2 separate regions of the Homo sapiens genome follow, and region 1 is linked to region 2. A link is an interaction called in ENCODE POLR2A ChIA-PET data of the cell type or tissue named here. Cell type or tissue: MCF 10A. All regions are shown on one strand. Links, peaks and the distances in the headings refer to the core of each region. The heading gives the core; the rest is flanking DNA.

Evidence for each region. ChIA-PET counts read pairs that join two places held together with the same protein. Peaks named below come from ENCODE experiments on the same cell type or tissue, not always from the same donor. Only the 100,000 strongest peaks of a DNase experiment are listed, where the experiment ranks them.
Region 1: POLR2A ChIA-PET joins it to region 2 with 5 read pairs; 3 of 35 experiments call an interaction of 5 or more read pairs at or near these places.

The regions. Positions count from the first base shown.
Region 1 is chr20:46,276,018-46,285,434 of GRCh38, forward strand. The region is part of intron 1 of CDH22 (cadherin 22); the gene reads right to left. Among named protein-coding and RNA genes, the nearest start is that of CDH22, 28 kb to the right of the region's middle. In MCF 10A, for the core only: no CTCF peak of the experiment used is centred there; no DNase peak of the experiment used is centred there.
Region 2 is chr20:46,329,800-46,339,216 of GRCh38, forward strand. No RefSeq gene overlaps it. Among named protein-coding and RNA genes, the nearest start is that of CDH22, 26 kb to the left of the region's middle. RefSeq lists an enhancer at 7,724-8,225. In MCF 10A, for the core only: no CTCF peak of the experiment used is centred there; a DNase peak (open chromatin) is centred at 3,372.

The DNA.
Region 1 (9,417 bases), core at 3,439-7,438, 52 kb before region 2:
AAAGTGTGTCATCCTGTTTGGGGAATTTATTCCAGCTGAAATATGAACTGTGATGGGGGCAGAGGAGAGATGCTGGTGAGGTGGTTGCTGGTGCCAGGCTGCAGAGGACTTTGGGCACATCCAAATATGTAGCAGTGAGCTCAGTGGGGCACCCACCAATCAGAGAAGATGCTGGCCACACACAGCTGGAACTCTCTGACTGAATCTCTGCAGAGCCTGAAGCCAAAGGAGAGACCCTGGACTTTAGACATGTTGGTGATCCCTGAAGCGTTTAAACAAGGGAGTGACAGTGATTAGATTCACCTTTTAAAGGATCACTTCGGCTGTCAAGAGCAGAACAGACTGGAGGGGCCGGAGTTGCTTCAGGGAGGCTGGATAGGAGACTGTTTAGCTAGTCCGGCTGGGAGAATTGACAGTCGTGGGCGATTGATTGGATGTAGGTGGTCAGCAAAGAGAGGGATAAGGAAGGATCATGGACACTAATAACCATGGCCAGCATTTAGTAAGCAGATATTTGTGCCAGGAAGGGCTACCCGAGCACCTTCCAGGTTCTATCTCCTTTAATCCACACATCAGCAACTATACTGGGAGGAAGGAACTGCTGGCATCCCCATCTTACAGATGAGGCTCCACAAACATAAGTGGTGTATCCAGCATGCAGGTAGAGTCTAATGACGACGTTGGACTTTCAGGGGTGACTCACAGGTTGCTGGCTGGGGTTAGCAGTGGAGCTATCTGGGGAGATGGGTGTGGGCAGGGCCAGAGAAAGTGAGACAGTTTTCTGTTTTCCAGGGAAGATGCCAGATCCACAGAGTGTGAGCTTCTCCACCTAAGTGGAGATGTCAAATGGATGGTTTATTTTGCGGGTCTGGAATCCAAAGAAGAAATCAAAGCTGGCAAGAAGTGAATCAGGTCTTATCACCACAAAGACCCCACAGGGTGGCTGAGATGGCTGGCTCAAGGCAGTGTGAAGAGTAGGAAAAGGCCCAGGCCGGGTGCAGTGGCCTATGCCTGTAATCCCAGAACTTTTGGAGGCTGAGGGGAGAGGATTGCTTGAGCCCAGGAGTTTGAGACCAGCCTAGGCGACATAGCGAGACCCTGTCTCTAGTGAGACTCCACCTCTAAAGAAAAAAAAAAAAAAGGAAAGGCCCAGGACAGCCCCGAGATTTAAGGGGTGGCACAAGTACAAATCAGGCTGTTAGAATGGTCCCTTTGGGGTAACTAAACATAATATCAAGACATATATGGTGGTGTATGAACCAAACGTTTTTCTAGAAGGCATTAGAAGATAGTGTTGGCAGGGTTTACCTCTGGAGAGCAGCGGGCCAGGTTGGGAGGGCGCTGTCACAGCCTCCCTTGTCCTCTCTGTGGACACAGCATGGGCTTATGCAGGTGGCACACACACCACGTCTATTTTTGCAAAAAATGAATAAGGCAATAACTGGTTGGTAAGATTTTAAGTCATTTTTGTTTGGCTTTTTTCTCTATCGTTCTTTGTTTTAACTAATAAACGTTGTTAACCAATGAAGGGGTAGGTGGGGGAAGAGATGGTGAAGGTGAGTGAAAAGGGGTGGTCAGAGAGGTGGGAGGAATAGCAGAAGAGAGTGGGGTGGAGGAAATCAGAGGGGGGTGAGTTTGGAGGAGGGCCCGCCCCCCACTGGTCCAGTGCTGATAAGAGACCAAGGGGGAGGGGCCCCTTGAGGTGAGGATCAGGGCGTCCTCAGTGACAGCACCAGGAAGGCCACCTGTGACCTGGTGATGGTTGTAACGAGGAGGGGGCGGGCACCAGATTGGAGTGGGCTGAGCAGTGAGTGGGAGAGTGAAGCGAAGACAACTTGATAAGTTGGGCTTTGAAGGGAAGGAGGGAGGGGGCGGTAGCTGGAGAGGAAGGCAGGGCCGAGGGAGGGCTTTCTTAAAGGAGAGAGTTGGGTGTGCTCAGTGCTAATGAGAGGGGGCGAAAGTGTAGATCCAGGCAGAAGGTAGGGGGCAGGAGGCGTTGGCCGAGACAAGAGGAAGGAAGGATCCTCCGTGATGACAGGTGACAAGGAGGAGGAGGAGGAGGAGAAGGAGGAGGAGCGAAAGGGTGATCAAGGGGTGGGGGCCCCAGGGAGCTGGGAACAGAACCCAGGCCTCTCCCCCTGGGCTCCTAGGCACTCCCTCTGGGGGACCACCCTCCAGTTCTACACTTCTGGGGGCAGTCCCCAGCTTTGCTTCTCGTGCTGGCCACCAGCCCAGCCTGGGCTTGCAGGCCCTTCAGCTGGCCTCAGGGCCCAGGCAGCCTCTTGGTTCTGTGCATCTCTGGTGCATTGCATGACCTTCAGTGAGTCCTCCCCACCTCTGCCCCAGGCCTCAGTTTCTCCTTAAAGGTTGTTTCAGCTCCAGGAGACTAGAACTCCATGGTTCAATGCCCCTTCCAGTCCTGCCTCTGCCACCCCAGCCACCAATGTCTGGATTAAGGAAAACTCAGGATGGGCCTTCTGACCTAGAGATGACCTAGACAGACACCTTTCATATCATCAGAAGGGACCTGCCACTTGGAATTTTGTGGACTTTTTGTTTTGTTTTTATTATTATCTATTTTTTTTGAGACAGGGTCTCACTCTGGCACCCAGGCTGGAGTTCAGTGGCAAAATCACAGCTCACTGCAGCCCTGACCTCCCAGGCTAAGCAATCCTCCCACCTCAGCCTCCCAAGTAACTAGGACTACAAGTGCGTGCCACCACACCTGGCTATTAAACAAATTTTGGGGGGATAGAGATGGGGTCTCACTATGTTGCCCAGGCTGGTCTTGAACTCCTAGCCTCAAGCAATCCTCTCGCCTTGGCCTCCCAAAGTATTGGGATTACAGGTGTGAGCCATTGCACTGGGCCATTTTGTGGATTTCTGGCTCTGGGTCCGGAATGGCCCAGTTAGTTTTTCCAGAGATTCTTGCTCTAAATCTTCAAGAGCAGCAGGAAAGACCACTGCTTGGGGGAGGGGGCAGATTTCGGCTCAGGAAGGCCAAGTTCTGGTCCAGACACTGTTCCAACCCAGCTATGTGGCTCTAAGTGAATCCTGTGTCTCTCTGGGTGGACCTCAGCGGTGTCTGCCGAAAACTGGAGAGAATCTTGGCTCCCACGTGGTTTTACTGCAAGGGCTGAATGAGACAATGCGCACACGCTCTCCTACAACATTGCAAAAGCTCGGTATATTATAACTATTATCATAATTAATAAGCCCCACCCTGGTCCATTAACGCTGAAAACGCAAAAAACTCATGACTCAGGAGTCAGTGTGAGAGAAATATCAGCATGTGTAGCAGGAGGTGTGTACACAGATGGTCACATGGCATGGCTGATGATAAGGGGAAAAGGGGAAACATCTTACGGGTCCATCGCTAAGGGAGTGGACAAATAAAATGGAGTGTATTCATCTGATGGAACACAGCCACTTAAATGGAGTGAACCAGAGCTATATATGACAACATTGATAGCTTTCAAAAACGTTGTTGGAGAGAAAAAAGCAAATTGCAGAGTGATACATCAGTATGAATCCATTTACATTAAAAATACCACAAAACAATGCTAGTTATTTTCTGTGGGTACATATAATGTATGCTAAAGTCTAAAAATGGTCTGCAGTGATACATACTAAGCTCATCCTAGGAGCTGGCGCTGAGGAAGTGGGAGGGGACCAGATTGGAGGTGGTGGGGAAGGGACTTCAGCTTCATCGACAGTGCCCTGATTTCTAAGAGAATGGATTCAGGTATTTCTTATAAAATTAAAATTATTTTTAAAAGAAATTAACCACTTTATTTAAATAATTTCTGCCCTGCCTATTTCACTAAATTGTTTGGAGGATCAAATTATACGTGCAGAGAGAATGTGTAATTCATTTTCTAGTTGACGGAGCATTTTTTTTAACCCATGTGAACTTACTCCATCCTCCCAACAAGACTTTGAGGGATGGATTATAATTTCTGTGCTATTGAGGAGGAAACCGGGGCACAGAGGGCTGCAGTGATTTGTCCCAGGTCACATACGTGTCATGGGGACGAGTTGGGAGTCACACCTGGGGCTGTCTGGTTCCACAGGCTGGGCCTCTTTTTCTGCTGCTTCAAGCTCTGGGGTAAAAACAACAGCCCGGGTGCGGTAGCTCACACCTGTAATCCCAGCACATTGAGAGGCCGAGGTGGGCATATCACTTGAGCTCAGGTGTTTGAGACCAGCCTGATCAATATGGCAAAACCCCATCTCTACTAAAAATACAAGAATTAGCTAGGTGTGGTGGTGTGGGCCTGTAGTCCCAGCTACTCGGGAGGCTGAGGCAGGAGAATCGCTTGAACCTGGGAGGTGGAGGTTGCAGTGAGCTGAGATCGCGCCACCGCACTCCAGCCTGGGCGACAGAGTGAGGCTCTGAGGACAATAACAACAACAACAACACCTTTTAAACTGCCTGCTGGCCGTTGTTGTCATTAGGATAATGATGGTGGGGGCAGAGTCCTCTGAGCACCTTCTCAGGGGGGCTGGCAGTCTCCAGGCAGAAGTACCACAGTCCCATCTGAACCGGCCCTAAAGACCTCAGCCTATGGTCTGGGGGCTGCCTTCTCTCTTGAGACCCTCACTCACTGTTCCCTGGGAGGCAGTGTAGTGCTGAGGATAGACCTTGGCTATTGGACTCAGGGAGACCTGGATTTGAATGTCAGTTCTGTCACATACAGTGACCTTGAGCAATCCACTTCCTCACTCTGTAAGATAAGACCTAGTTTGCAGGTTGCTGCGGGCAAAATGTGTATGGTGGGCACTCAGTGAATGTTATGTCCTGCTCTCTTTCCCTCTTCCAAGAGCTTCTCCAACTCTGAGCAGGGGCCTGGATAATTCTAGGCAGTGTCTGGCTTAACCCTGAATGCTGTGTGAGCCACAGTGTCCAACACAAAGTAGGTTCTCAGGAAAGTCTGTGATTTGGCTTCAGGAAGTTTGTGGGGTTAAAGGACCAATGACAACAGGAAAAGTCACCACAATCTAACTGGGGTAGCAGACCTACTCACAAGCAAAGGTCTTCCCAATCTCAATTGATTTCTGGGGTCAGCTCACTGGGGCCATCTTGAACTCTACCTTTAGGGCAGTAGGGGGCCATTGAAAGTTTGATCAAGGGAGTGACATGTCTAAATAGACTTCTGAAAGAACATGTTGTCTGTGTGGAGGGTGGCTTTGGAAGGGAAGCCCAGCGGTAGAGAGACTGCCTGGAGGCAGGGAGGCCTTGAGGAGGCTGTGGTGAACAGTTCAGGTGACAGATGGGGCCCTGAGATCCCTTCTAATCCTGTGAGATGCCTGGGGGACTGGAGGAGGCCAGGGAAGAGTAGAGTGGCTGGACTGGATTTTGAAAGATGCTAGGATTTTCTTGGAGATTGAAAGGAAACCTGTGATGTATATGAGGACGTGTTTTGTAAATGGAAAAAAATCACATACGCCTACCCTGATACTCTCTTGTCCTTGTCGACAGCTTTTCTTGGGCATATAACATCCTGCCTTTGTATTCAGGGAGCGTTGACACGGGTCTCAAGGAAATTCCCAGCTCACCTGAATCACTTGGCAGAACAAGTTTTTATGTCAACTCACAAACTGACCCATGTAAGCCCTCCAACAAACACAGAGTGCATTATTTCGAAGGTAGGTAGCCAACAAAGGGAAATGGTCAGTTTTTCTTTTTTCTTGTTTGTCACAGACACATCTGTCGACCCACACCTGGCATTCAGGATAATATCACAGATGCCCAGACCTTCAGATTCAAGGGAAAGGCAGGAATATGGACAGGATATGAGAAAGGAGTTTACAGTTCATCATAAAAATCACAGCTCCTGGCTTTTGAATGCTTACTATGTGCGGAGCACACGCATTAATTCTTATATCAATGTCTGATGCGGGTGCTACTATTACAGATGCCTTTTACAGATGACAGAATGCAGAGCTTAGGGAATGAAAGTATCTTACCGAAATTCACACAGCTGGCAGAGCAGGAGCTGGATCTAAGGTCCACTATGACAGCTTTCTCCTATCACTAGACTTGAATACGAATACCTTCCTTTTTGTCCCCAAAGATACCGATACTGATGAGTCTGATGATCATGCTTCATTTATTCATTGAAAAAATAATTATTGAGTGCCTGCACCATGGTTGGCAAAGAGGGAAGAGAATGGTGGTAGAACAGGATAGACAAAGATCCAGAGACAGAAATGAATACAACGTGCCCAGGATACCCTGAGTTTGGCAGGTTAGATTCCACAGTAGATTTGCCCGGGGGGTGGGAGCAGCACTGGGGAGAAAGGGGTCTCTACACACAGTGGGTGGAGATGCATGGGGCCAAGTGCCCTGAGAGAGCAGGAAGGAGTCTCGCTTCCTTATTTATTACCTCTGGGCTCTCAAATGCATGACTACTAGGCAGAAGTGACAAAATAAAAAGGGAAAGGAAAAAATGCCAGCTACAGCCAGAATAAAATCAGGGCAAATAGAATAAAACCTGACAGCCAAGTGTAAATAAATATTCGTAAAAGAGTTAAAGGACAGATTAAAATAAAAACACCAAATGCAATTCTTACCCCTTGACAAATGCAGTGCGAATTGGGTTCTTTTAATCAAATGTTTGGCAGGTGTATGAATTATTTATAATTCAATATCGGGTGGTTAAATGGAAAATGGAAGATGTTCCCGTCGTCTTCTCAGAGCTTATCCGCCTCCCCCAGTGAGTTCTCCCCCGGGGGAGGGAAGGGTGGGTGGGTGATTGCCCCTCCCCCATACCAGGTGCAGGCCTGGACGCTGGAACCCGTAATCCCTGCCTAATTCTGGGCGTCACCATTTGTCAACTTGCTCCCTCGTCACAAGCCTCCTTGCTGCTCAGAGCTTTGTTCAGGAAGGCGGGCTCTTCAAAGCTAGGGACAGGAGTGGGAGCAGCTGGCCAGGTCTAGGGGAGCCTGGAGTCCAGAGACCCAGGTTCATGGCCCAGGGCTTCCACAGACTCTGTGCAGCTCTCGCCTCTTCCTGGCCCTCCTCCACTGCCATCCTTTGCTTCCACATCCTTTCATTTTTGTTTACAGCATGCAGTACGGCATGGGGTGCCCCCCACATCCAGTTATGGCAAGAAGCATAACTGTCTCCATTTTACAGAGGAGATGCCTGGATGTACCTCTGGTCACACAAGTGGTGCAAGCTCGAGTTGGGGTTGGAACCTATGTCTTCAGCCTCCAAGTGCACTGGGAATGCATTCTGGGAGCAGGGGGAGGTCTGGAGTCTGAGTAGAGTGGACAGGACATGAGCTCCAGAATTACACAGACTCAGATTCCGATTCCAGCTGCGTGACCTGGGACACGTTCCCTAACATCTCTGGTCTTCCACTTTCCCATCCGTACACTGCAGTAATGATAGGAACTGCCCCCGGGGCTATGGTGAGGATGAAGAGGGGGTGGAATCACTATGCGATGCCTGCCCTCCATGGAAGCTGGATATTGCTGTCATTACCGTAGTTACAAGAAATGACCCTCATTTTACAGATGAGAAAACTGAGGCCTGCAGTCACAGAGACTTCCCCATAGTCATTCAGTGAGTCAGCGGCAGGGAATCCAGACCTCTAGGAGCTTGGCAGACCATGTGTGTCTGGCTCATGCCAGCACCTCCCCAGGTATCCACCCACCCCTGATTCTGAGTTGGATGTCTACCCTCCCCACCCCCACCGCCATCACCAAAGAGTCCCAGAGAGCAGCTTCACATGGAGTCCCGGGCCTTTCTGCACTTTTCTGCTCCCCAATCCATTTCTCTGTTTCTGTCTCACACACACACATATGCACACACACCACACGCATACACACACCCCGTGAGCCAAAGCAGGAGCGGAGGATCCCACCACAGCCAAATGTTGCCTGACTTCCCTGAGCAGCAGATGAATGAGTCCTCACAGCTAACAAACGGCTGTCGGAAAGGTGGGAGAATGAAGGTAATTAGTCCCCTTAATGCCGACTTCAGACTAATCTTTCACACTTAAGGAAATTGTTCCAATGATTTTCTTATTTTCAGGGGAGCTCGTTAAGTAAGAATTAGAAAAATAGATATGGCAGGAGATAAGAAAATGGATTTTGTAGTGACAAGCTGCCTATACACACCGAGAGGGGGCTGGCTGGCCCGGGTCTGACGCACAGACCCAGATCTTCCTGGAGTGCATGACAGGAAGGTGTGCCAGAGTCCCTGGGCAGGACAAAGACCACCAGGGGGACAAAGGTGATCAGTGAACCCTGATTGCAGTTCGTCTTTGCACCCAGACCATCGTTCTCAGCCTCCCTGCTCCTAAGCCCTGGCTGGAAGAAGCGGTTCACAACTTTCCTCAACATCTGGAAAGAATGATGTCTTTGCAGGGACCCACTGCAGAAAATTCAGACCTCAACACCTTCTGGGATCTTTGGGGGAAGCCAAGGAACATTTATTGAATCCCTGCTGTATGCAAGCTGCTGTGCTGGCTGCTTTCTCTCCATTTCACCTGACAGCCCCAGGAGGTAGATGTACAGAGGTGGAGGTGCAGACTCAGAGGTGGGGCCGATGTTCAGCTAGCCCTGTCAGTTGTTTTCAACTGTCACCTGTTCTGATTGATCAGTGAGTATGCTGGTCCAGTGGCTCAGTATTTTTAATATTTCTCTTTGTCATGTGAGCCAAGGCCACAGGGCTGTAGATTCCCATCTGAAACTGGAACCCATGGTGTCTGACACCAAAGCACGCCATTTCTGTCCCTCCAGGCCGCCTCTGTGTAAGGAGTCCCAGTGGGAAGGAGGCATGGAGGGGATGACTTGGAGCCAGGAGAAACTGTCTCCTGCCGAGATAGTGCAGCTTTACTAGGTGGGAAAATGGGAGGGAAAGTCTGAAAGGTGTTTGTCCTTCTGGGATGGGCACAGATCATTTTTCCCTCACTCCTCATCAGCACTCATTCCTGCCTCTCCATCTCTGCTCAGGCTTTCCCCCGACCCCCAACCTGACCACTGTACCCAGTGCTGATCACTCCTGGTCTTCATTCATCCCCAACAGCCCCAGACTTCTCTTTCGCCCCTGTACCTGGTGGGGACTCATTGGTTCCCATGTTTAGCTGCATTCTGGGAAGCTTGCCTTTGCATGTGCCGTGACCATCCGGTCTGTGGACCAGGTTGCAGCATTGTTAGCAGAACTGCCTGGTGATTGGCTCTGCCAAAGGAGAATTGTTCTCGAACAGGCCAAATGGGAAAACGAGACTTTGTGAAAATGTCAACATGACATTTTTCCTGGGTCACAGGCCAAGTCTCCCCCACTCCCCCACCACAATGTAGACCTCTGCTGTGCAGAATTTGTGTGTTTGGAGAAAGCCCCTAGTGCAGTGCTTCTCAACCAGGGGGGACCTTGCGACCCTTGGGACATTTGCAACGTCTGGA
Region 2 (9,417 bases), core at 1,727-5,726:
AGTCATGGATGGGCACATGGTGGGAGATGGGTGAGCTGGGGCTGAGAAGAGAGGGGTCTAAGGGAAGGGGCTACTTCTGGGCTGAGAGTCTAAAGGCTGACGGCAGGGGTCAGTTCATGAGAGGGTCTGAGACTTTTAGGCTATACACCAAGATGCTGGGTTGGGAAGGGGAGGCAGGACCATGCCAGGCTGGGAGGCAGCACCCTTTAGCTCCTGATTTTGCATCTGGCCTGGGGGCTGGGCTGGCTGGAGGTCTACTCATGGGGTCCTAGGCCTCCGCACAGCCTCCGGCAGCTCCTCCTGAGCCTCCTGGACTCTGAGTTTACCCCGAGAGACTCTAGGTTGGGCTGCCAGGGGAGCTGGAGGCAGGTGGGCTGGGCCCCCCCTCTGCCCCTCCCTGTGCGCCTCCTCCCTTGGGCTGGCTGTGGTGAGAACCCGCCTGATTACACAGCTGGCTGCCCCCGGCCACTGGGCCTGCTCCCCACCACCTGCAGACTGGCTCTGCCAGGAACTCACTGGGACTACATCCAAGCACCCGTGGGCGCCAGCCCAGGGTTCTGCCCTGGCCATCAGGGTCCTTCCCGGGCCCTGCAGAGGCGCCAAGGTGGGAGCTGGAGAGGGGCCAACAGAGAGGAGATGACACCAACCTGGCTGGCCAAAGCTCTGGCCTGGCGGGTGTGGGGTGGTGGGGAATTCCACGGGGAGGGTGGCACCCCCTGTCTACTGAATTCCTGAGTGGCCCCCTCTGTGGCCCCATCCCTGCCCTGCCTTTGGCATTTTGCCAAACCTGCCCTTGCCTCCTGGTGCCCCAATCTCTGCCTCAGTCTCTGAGCACCCCCACTGCCCCCTCTACTTGCTCTGTCCTGCATCGCTGTCTCTGGGTCTCTCCCTGTCATGGGGGATGGGGCTAGGGAGGGAGCAGGAAGCAGAGGGAAGAGGTATTGAGGGGGCATGGAGTGGGGGAGCAATTCAATTTCCAGAGTTGGCCCTGGCAATACCGGTTGTGTCGTGATAAGAAAGCCATTTCCCGTGATGGCTCCTAATCCACACCCTCCTGCCTTTGCATGCAGCAGCTCCCTTCATCTGCCTGTGGCCAGAGGCTGGAAGGGATCCCTGTCCACTATGGAAGGGGCCATGTCTGCTCCAAATGAACCATGCTGAGCAGCATCTGTGTGGCCGGGACAAAGACCCATGCCGAAATCTACAAGCCCAGGAGAAGCCGTCAAACCCGATGAATAATCCCTCGGACTGTTCTAAATTCAGATGGACATGCACAGCTGTGATCTAATTTGAGCCATACATCTGCCCTTGAGAGAAGTAGGGATCACTCCCATTTTACAGATGGGGAAAGTGAGGCTCAAAGTGGTTCAGTGATTTGCCCGAAGCTACACAGCAAGTGCGTGTAGAGAGAAGCGCAAGTTGATGTGTGCAGGGCTGAAGTGTGAGGTGAGGGTGCAGTGCGGGAGCCGCAGCCTGGGCTTCGAAGGTCGGGGGAGTAGGGGAAGGAGGGGAAGGAGACAGGCAGGGAGTATGAGGAGAGGTGAGGAGAGGTGTGTGCTGGGCAGCAGCTCGGTGGGAGCCCAGCTAGGAAAGGAGCCTCGGGGTGGCCTCGAGAGGATTTTAGTGCTGTCTGGGCAGGGGGTCTGTGGGATACAGACCTGGGAGGGATGGGGGCATGGTGGTCAGAGAAAGAAGCTGCTGGAGGACACAGGCGAGCCAGGACCACAGTCAGGGAGGCAGCTGTGACTGTCAGCAGGAACACGGGAATCCTCTACGAGACACCTACACCTGAGTCCTGACATCAAAGGGGTTTCTCGCCTCTCCGGTCGCCTGGTTTGGAGCTCAGCTTTCTTGAAAACTTTCTTCCTGCCAGTCTCCTGCACAGGCCCTGGACACTCCTTGGGCTGGACTGGGCCCCTTTTCCAGCCACACCCTTCACTGGCTGGGAGGGTTGCAGGGAGGCCTCGGGCTGAGCCAGGCCCTTCTGCTGGCTCCCCTGTGGCCCGCAGGGGCAGAGGAGGGAGGGCAGCTGGGCTGGGGATTCAACAGGAGGGGCAGTCTAGGTGAAGCCAGCCAGGCCCTCCTGATTTGCTCCCCACCAGGAAGTTTTCTTTGTTTGTTTTGGTTTTTCCTTTTTGTTTTATTGAGACAAGGTGTTGCTCTGTCGCCCTAGCTGGAGTGCAGTGGTGTGATCACAGCTTACTGCAGCCTTGACCTCCCAGGCTCAAGTAATCCTCCAGCCTCAGCCTCCCAAGTAGCTGGAATTACAGGCACGTGCCACCTCGCCTGGCTAATTTTTAAACTTTGTAGAGACGAGGTCCCACTGTGTTGTGCAGGCTGATCTCAAACTCCTGGCCTCAAGATCAAAGTCTTGGCTTCAAGTGATCCTCCTGCCTGCGCCTCCCAGAGTGCTGGGATTACAGGCATGAGGAGAACTGACCAGGAATACAAGCAAGGATGGATCCCGAATCCTGTTTGTCTCCCTCTGCATCCCTACCCCCCACTGCTGACTCCAGAAGGCCTGGTGGGGAGCGGTGGTGGATCTGGGGGCTACAAAGCCGGGCAGGATTGTTTACCCTCTCCCTACCTTCCCCTCACTGGCCCAACTGTGATGGGGGTGAGATGGCAGGCTGGGGCTGTGGGAGGCTCCCAGAACAGCTGGTGGCTGTGCAGGGCCGTGGGTGGTGGCAAGTGGGGACCTGCTGGAGCAGGCAAGCTAATCTCATTTGGTTGCTGCAGTCGCAAACAAGGACTGCATGCTAAGTGGCCAGAGGCAGCAGCGGGACTCAGGGCCGACCCAGGCCCCACGCATACCTGGGAGCACCTAGAGGCCAGCCCTGGTTTGAATGAGGAGCCATGTTGGGCAGGGGCAGGGGAATAAGGAGGGGGAGGATGCGTCTTGTGGGGTAAGAGGTTACTCCCCGGGAAATACCTGCTGGGAGATAGGGCGCCAGGGTCAGCCAGCTCCTCCCAATCCTCTGGCCTCTCCTCCTCTAGCCCTCCTCCTGTAGGGTCCTGGATCAGATGCCACTGGGCAGGAGGCATCTGGAGAGCAAGCTTCATCCCCTTTGCCAGCAGAATTGTGATTGGAGAGAGGGACCCGCCTGTTCACAGCAGAGCATGAGGGAGGCATCGGGGAAGGTGCTGGAAGAGGGGAGGGGAGGGGGCTGGGGGAGCCTTGAGCCTCGAGGCCCTGCCCAGTCACTCCACTCCTCTGAGCCTCTAGGGGCTTGTTTAGAGGCAGGGCCAGGGAGGTGCAAGAAGATGCCCTGGCTGTAAAAAGGTGATTGGGCTTGCGACTCTTGTGAAATGGTCTGAAACTATCTTTAGCTTAGATGGGAGTGCCAGGCTTGCAGGGCCCAGGTTTGGCAGATGAGCCAGGCCAGAAGCCAGTGCCCTGAGGGCTTCCTGACTGCCACCCACACTCTCCGCCCGGCTGCCACTTCTCGGAGCAGCTGGTACCATCAGCTCCCAGGGAGAATCCTGAAATCACACAGGTAGCTCTGGTCTTTGGGCAAAGGTTTGTGCTCTAGACGTGGGTGGCCTGAACTTGGGGCTGCATCATGGTAACAGATGGATTTGAAGGCAGAGCTTGCAAGGGAGTCCAGATGGCCACAGCCACCATCCAGGTCTGTTTTTGGTACTTGCTGGGCCCCTGTGGGCAGCTCCATTTGCAACCCCTTTGGAGCTCCTTAGCTCAGGTCTTGCTGATAAAAATAAGCCCTGCCAATCACAGGGGGCTTGAACCACTCTGTGACTCAGCTTCCACATCTACCCCTGAGGGGCTGCTAATGAAATGAAATGAGGCATCTCAAGTGTCCTGCCCAGAAGCCGGTGCAAAGGAAGTTCTGTTTTCGTTTTGCAGCATCTCAGCCCAGTGTACCACAATGTTCTATCATTACAGTCTGATGGGCCTTTAGAAAAACGGCTCTGCTTCACTTGCTGTGTGACTGTGGGCAAATATCTTCACCTCTCTGAACCTCAGATTCTCCATCTGTAAAGTGGCAACAATAATACGTACTTTATAGGAATGTTGTGAGGAGCTAAAGAAGAATATAAGCAAACTTGAATAAGGCAATAAATATAAACACAGAACAGTATCCAGTTGGCAATAGGTGCTTGATCAATATCTGTTGCCTGTGCAACACTTTACTTTTCAGGGGGATACACTGAGGTCCAGAGAGGGGAAAGAGTTCATCCAGGATCCCAGCTGGATCAAAGGTCTCCTGATGTCTGCTGGAGGAACAAGAGAGAGGAAATCCCTGGCCTTTTGTTTCACCAACTGTAAAATGAGAGGGCTTCACCGATCTATGGTTTCCAGCTGGGATCTGGGCTCTCGGGGGCCACTGTTGGAGTCAACACCAAGCCCGCGGAGCTCCGGGACCACCTTTTCTGGTTCTCAGTCCACGTCTCTTTCACTCGTGAAGGGCTGCGGAAGGCTCCACGTGAACAAACTTCCTGCCGCTCAGCCTTGAATGTGTGAAAGCCCCCTACTTGTTTATTTTCAGGGCTCCTGGCAGCGCAGACTCTCTGGGACAGGGATTCCTCCCAAGACCCCTGCCCAGGTAGACCCCCTATGTCCTGGCCTGGGTCAGGGTTGGCTCAGCTGCCTGGAGTGGGTGAGCAGACCAGAAGCATGACCCTGCCCCACCCCCAGCCAGCTGCAGCCCGGGCCTGGGATGCTGGTTCCGCCAGCAGTTAAAGTCCCCCTGGTTGTCTAATTTAATCACAGCTGTGTGCACGGTGACTCTATAAATAATTTTTAGTGCGACATAACCATTATTTCACTAATTGCTTCACGCGCACCCCTGGCCTGTGAGATAAATTAAGGTTTGCTGAGTCAGCACCTTTGGCTGATGCTGCTTTGGGGTTTGGAAGTACAGCCCCAACAACTGGGCTGTTCCCACACCAGCCTCAGCCCAGCACTGAGGGGAGGGCGCCCCTCACGTGAAGTGGCCAAGGGTAGAATGAGTGAGGAGGAATGAGGAAAGGGCTAATAAGGGTGGCCATGTACAGTTGCACAGGTTGTGTCCTGCACCAGGGTGCTTGGCTAAGGGGGCAAGTGGGGGCTGAAATCCAGCCCATACTACACTTTTGCAATCCATGTGCTCTGACATGGGATTTTGTTGGCCCAGAAGAAGGTGGTACCTTCTTTTAATTTGCACAAAGGCTAGGAAGGAATCAGCAGCTCCAGAATGAACTACCACATAGCAGGTTGTCAGGGCCACCTCTCTGAGAGAGGAGGCCAGGCAGAATATCCTTAAGGATCTTCTCATGTTAGCAACAGCATGGAGACCCAGGCTCTAGATCTGATGCTGAGTGACCTGGGCAAGTGACCTTCCCTCCTCTGTGTTTTAATATCTTGACAGTTTGATCCCATCCAGAGCCTGTGTTCTTTCCTCTGCCTATCATACTCCAAATTCAGTAGGTGTGGCTGGAAAAAAAGGTTCACATGGTCAAGTACATTTGAGAAACATCGAGTTAAGTGGTTTCTTTCTGTAGAAATTTTCAGAGAGCCTACAGTGTGTTCAGGAGCAGCAGACTTGCAGGGAGGGGTGGAGATGGTGTAGCTTTTCCCAGTGCATTTGGCTGTGGAATCCTTCATTTTAGGACTCTTATTCATCCTGGGATCCTAGTGTCTATCTCTGGGCTTATTAGTGAGTGGATGTCATCCCCAAGGACAGAGAACGCTCCTATTCCTGGCCATAACTCTAGACTCAAGGCACTTCCCTATCTGTCATCTAGATCTGATGCTGAGTGACCTTGGGCAAGTGATGCAAGATTGCGAGTGGGCAAGATTGCTAGATCTTGCCTTCCTTCTTTGAAGGAAAATCTAGCAAAAATAGGTCTCCCTTCAAATCGGTGAAGTGTGGGGGGAGCATCCTGAGTCCACGGGACTCGAAGTTCCTTGAGGGCAGGTGCTATGTCTACCTTATTTATTGCCAGTTCCCTGGGGCTTAGCTTGGGACCATCTCTTGAGTGAATGAATGAGTGTCTATTTTGAAAAGAGACAGGAAAGGAGATAATTGGCTTCATATCCTGCCCCAAACCTTACTGGCTGGTGACCTTTGAGCAGATTGCTTCTGAGAGTCCAGTGCCACCACAGCTCTGTGTCTCTTTTGTCAAATGTAGATCAAGGACCAGATATGGTGGCTCACGCCTGTAATCCCAGCACTTTGGGAGGCCAAGGCGGGTGAATCACCTGAGGTCAGGAGTTCGAAACTAGCCTGGCCAACATGGTGAAACTCCGTCTCTACTAAAAATACAAAAATTAGCCGGGCATGGTGGTGCACACTTGTAATCCTAGCTCCTTGGGAGGCTGAGGCAGGAGAATCGCTTGAACCCGGGAGACGGAGGTTGCAGTGAGCCAAGATCGCTCCACTGCACTCCAGCCTGAGCAGCAGAGTGAAACTCCGTCTCAAAAAAAAAAAAAAAAAAAAAATTAAACTCTCGGTACTTCAGCCATAAAAAAGGAACGAGATCATGTCCTTTGCAGAGATACGGATGGAACTGAAGGCCATCATCCTTAGCAGACTAACGCAGGACCAGAAAACCAAATACTGCATGTTCTTACTTACAAGTGGGAGCTAAATGATGAGAACACATGGACCCAAAGGGGGAACAACACATACTGGGGCCTGTTGGAGGGTGGAGGGTGGGAGGAGGGACAGGAGCAGGGGAAAATAACTAATAGGTGCTAGGCTTAGTATCTGGGTGACAAAATAATCTGTACAACAAACCCTCAAGACATGGGTTTACCTATACAACAAATCTGCACTTGTAACCCCTGAACTTAAAAGTTAAAAACTCTCCATCCTCTCATTCCTAAAGTGCTGAAGTGAGGCTCAGATGCAAAGACGGTTGTGAGTGAGTGCTCCTTCCACAGTGTGAAACACTTGACAAATGCAAGGGATTAATCCTATGATCTGTATCCTCCTTGGTTCCCTCTCTGGGCTGGGCTGTGATCACGTATTCCAAGCTGCTGTTGACTGAGTGCTGACCTCGGGTCAGGGCCTGTCCCAGAGGTCTTTCACACATTCTGTGCACACTTGTCCAGTAACCCTCACAGCACTGTGAGAAGAAGGGATTACCTTTGTTTTATGAAAAAGAAAAGTGAGGTTCAGAGAGGTGATGTGGTTTACCTGAGGTCACACAGCTGTAAACTGCAGAGCTTGGGATTTGAATCCAGACATGGTTCCAAAACATGTCTTTTCTCTTCATTCCCAGCTTATTGGCTCCCAGGTTACCACCTTATTCTCCCCCTACTCCGTTTTGGGCAGGGTGTTGAGGCAGGTTATGCAGGGATGCTGGCTTCAGAGGACTACTGGCCTCCTTGTCAAGTCATTTTGCTATTTTCACAAGGACAAGGGCAACCATTTGTTGAGCATCTACCATGCATCTGGCATTGAGCTGGCTGCTTTAGATCTGTTATTTTCCCACATTAAATCCTCACCCAAAATCTATGATGTAGAAAAAACCACTCTCATTTTAGAAAGGGACACTGAGCTGGGCGCGGTGGCTCACACCTGTAATCCCAGTGCTTTGGAAAGCTCAGGTAGGAGGATCACTTGAGTCCAGGAGTTATAGACCGGCCTGGGCAACATAGGGAGACCCTGGCTCTACAAAAAGCTACAAAATTAGGCAGGCCTGGTGGTGCATGCCTGTAGTCCCAGCTACCTGGGAGGCTGAGTGGAAGGATCGCTTAAGCCCTGGAAGTTGAGGCTGCAGTGGGTCAAGATTGCGCCACTGCACTCTAGCATGGGAGACAGAGTGACACCCTGTCTCGAGGAAAAAAAAAAGGAGACCAAGGCTTGGAGTGGTTATGTGACCTGCTCAACCGCATGCAATTAGTAAACAAGCAGCCAAGCTGAAATTCCACCCAAGTGGGTCTGATCCCAGAAGCTGGCTATTTCCCTGGCTTCTCCTTCGTGGCCCTGAATATCCAGCCCCAGTTGGGGAGGGGTGACCTGTGGCTCCTGGGTCCAACACACTGGGTCTGTCTGCAATAGCTGCCGTGGAGACGTCCCCGCGGTGCATCATGACCTCTGGGGCTCTCCTTCCCCAGAGCCCCGTGGGCCCTGCCCTTGGTGCCTGGCACACTATTACTGCCTGGGAAACGCTGAAGAATGATGACAGGGCTGTAAGCCTGGCTTCTCCAAGTTTCTGCTTGACCTCCAAGGGACCAGAGGAGGAGCGGGGAGAGCAGGGAGTGGAGTGGCTGCCGACATCCACAGCTGATGCAGGGACTCGTGTGTGCCTGGGCCTCCCTCTGAAAGCTGCCTTTGGAAGGTGGTCACAGCCAGTCTGCTCACGCCCCCAGTCACGCCACCTATTAGCCTGGCTGCCCTGGGCACAGTGACCTCTCCCAGGCTGGCGTCCCCTCCCAGGGTGAGTCCATCACCACCAGTCACAGCCGAGCTCCTGTGCTTGGCTTTCAAGGCCCCTCGCATCTGCCTCAAGCCTCCCTGTCTTTCCAGCCTCCTCTATTGCTTATTCATTTATTTAAAAAATATTTGTTGATCAACTATGTGCCTGGCAGATGTTCTAGGTCCTGAAAATACAGCAGAGAACAGAACAGATAAAATCTCTGCTCTTCTGGGAAAAATTGACAGAAAGCAAGTTGACGAATAAATGTATGATGTTGGGTAGTGAAAGGGACTTATAAAAAAAAAAAAAAAAGAACCAGACCCTCCCCCTGCCCCAAGGCATCTAGAGATAGAATTCAGGGGGTCAGTGAAGTTAGAGGAGGAAAAAAATTATATTTTTATCTCACTAACCTGTAACTAAAATATCGCATTTTTCTTCAATTATAAATGTTGGCAACATACCACGGTAGTATTAGCAGTGCCTGTGACTTTGTCACCAACAGAAATCAGATATTTCCTATCACATTACAGTTGTTGCATACATTTTGAAACATCATTGACACTCATCACTGCTTCAAAATTGTTGTGGTTAATAGAACTGCCACGAGATCTTGTTATTTAATGCATTAATAAAGAAGTGCATCTAGTACTGTATCACTCATTTGTTTTGTAAATATTTTGAAAACGATTTCTATATAATTGGCTGCCTTGATAAATCTATGTATTTTCGTCTATGCCTTTAAAATCATTATTCTGAGAAGGGCTTCACCAGGGCCAAGGGGTCCATGGCCCCAGATGCATTAACTCCTGGAGTGGAGATGGATGGGGAGGAGGGGCGGGTTTTTAGCTGGAGTGGTCAAGGAAGCCTCTCCGGGGAGGTGGTATTTGATCAGCAACATAAAGTGGGCAAAGGAGCTGCCATGCGAAGATTTGAGTCAAATTCATTGCAGGCAGAGGGAACAGCAAGTCTAAGGGCTCTGGGGTAAGAAGGAACAATGAGGCCAAGGTGGCTGGAACAAAGTGACCAGCGAAGGGAGAAGACAGAGAGGCG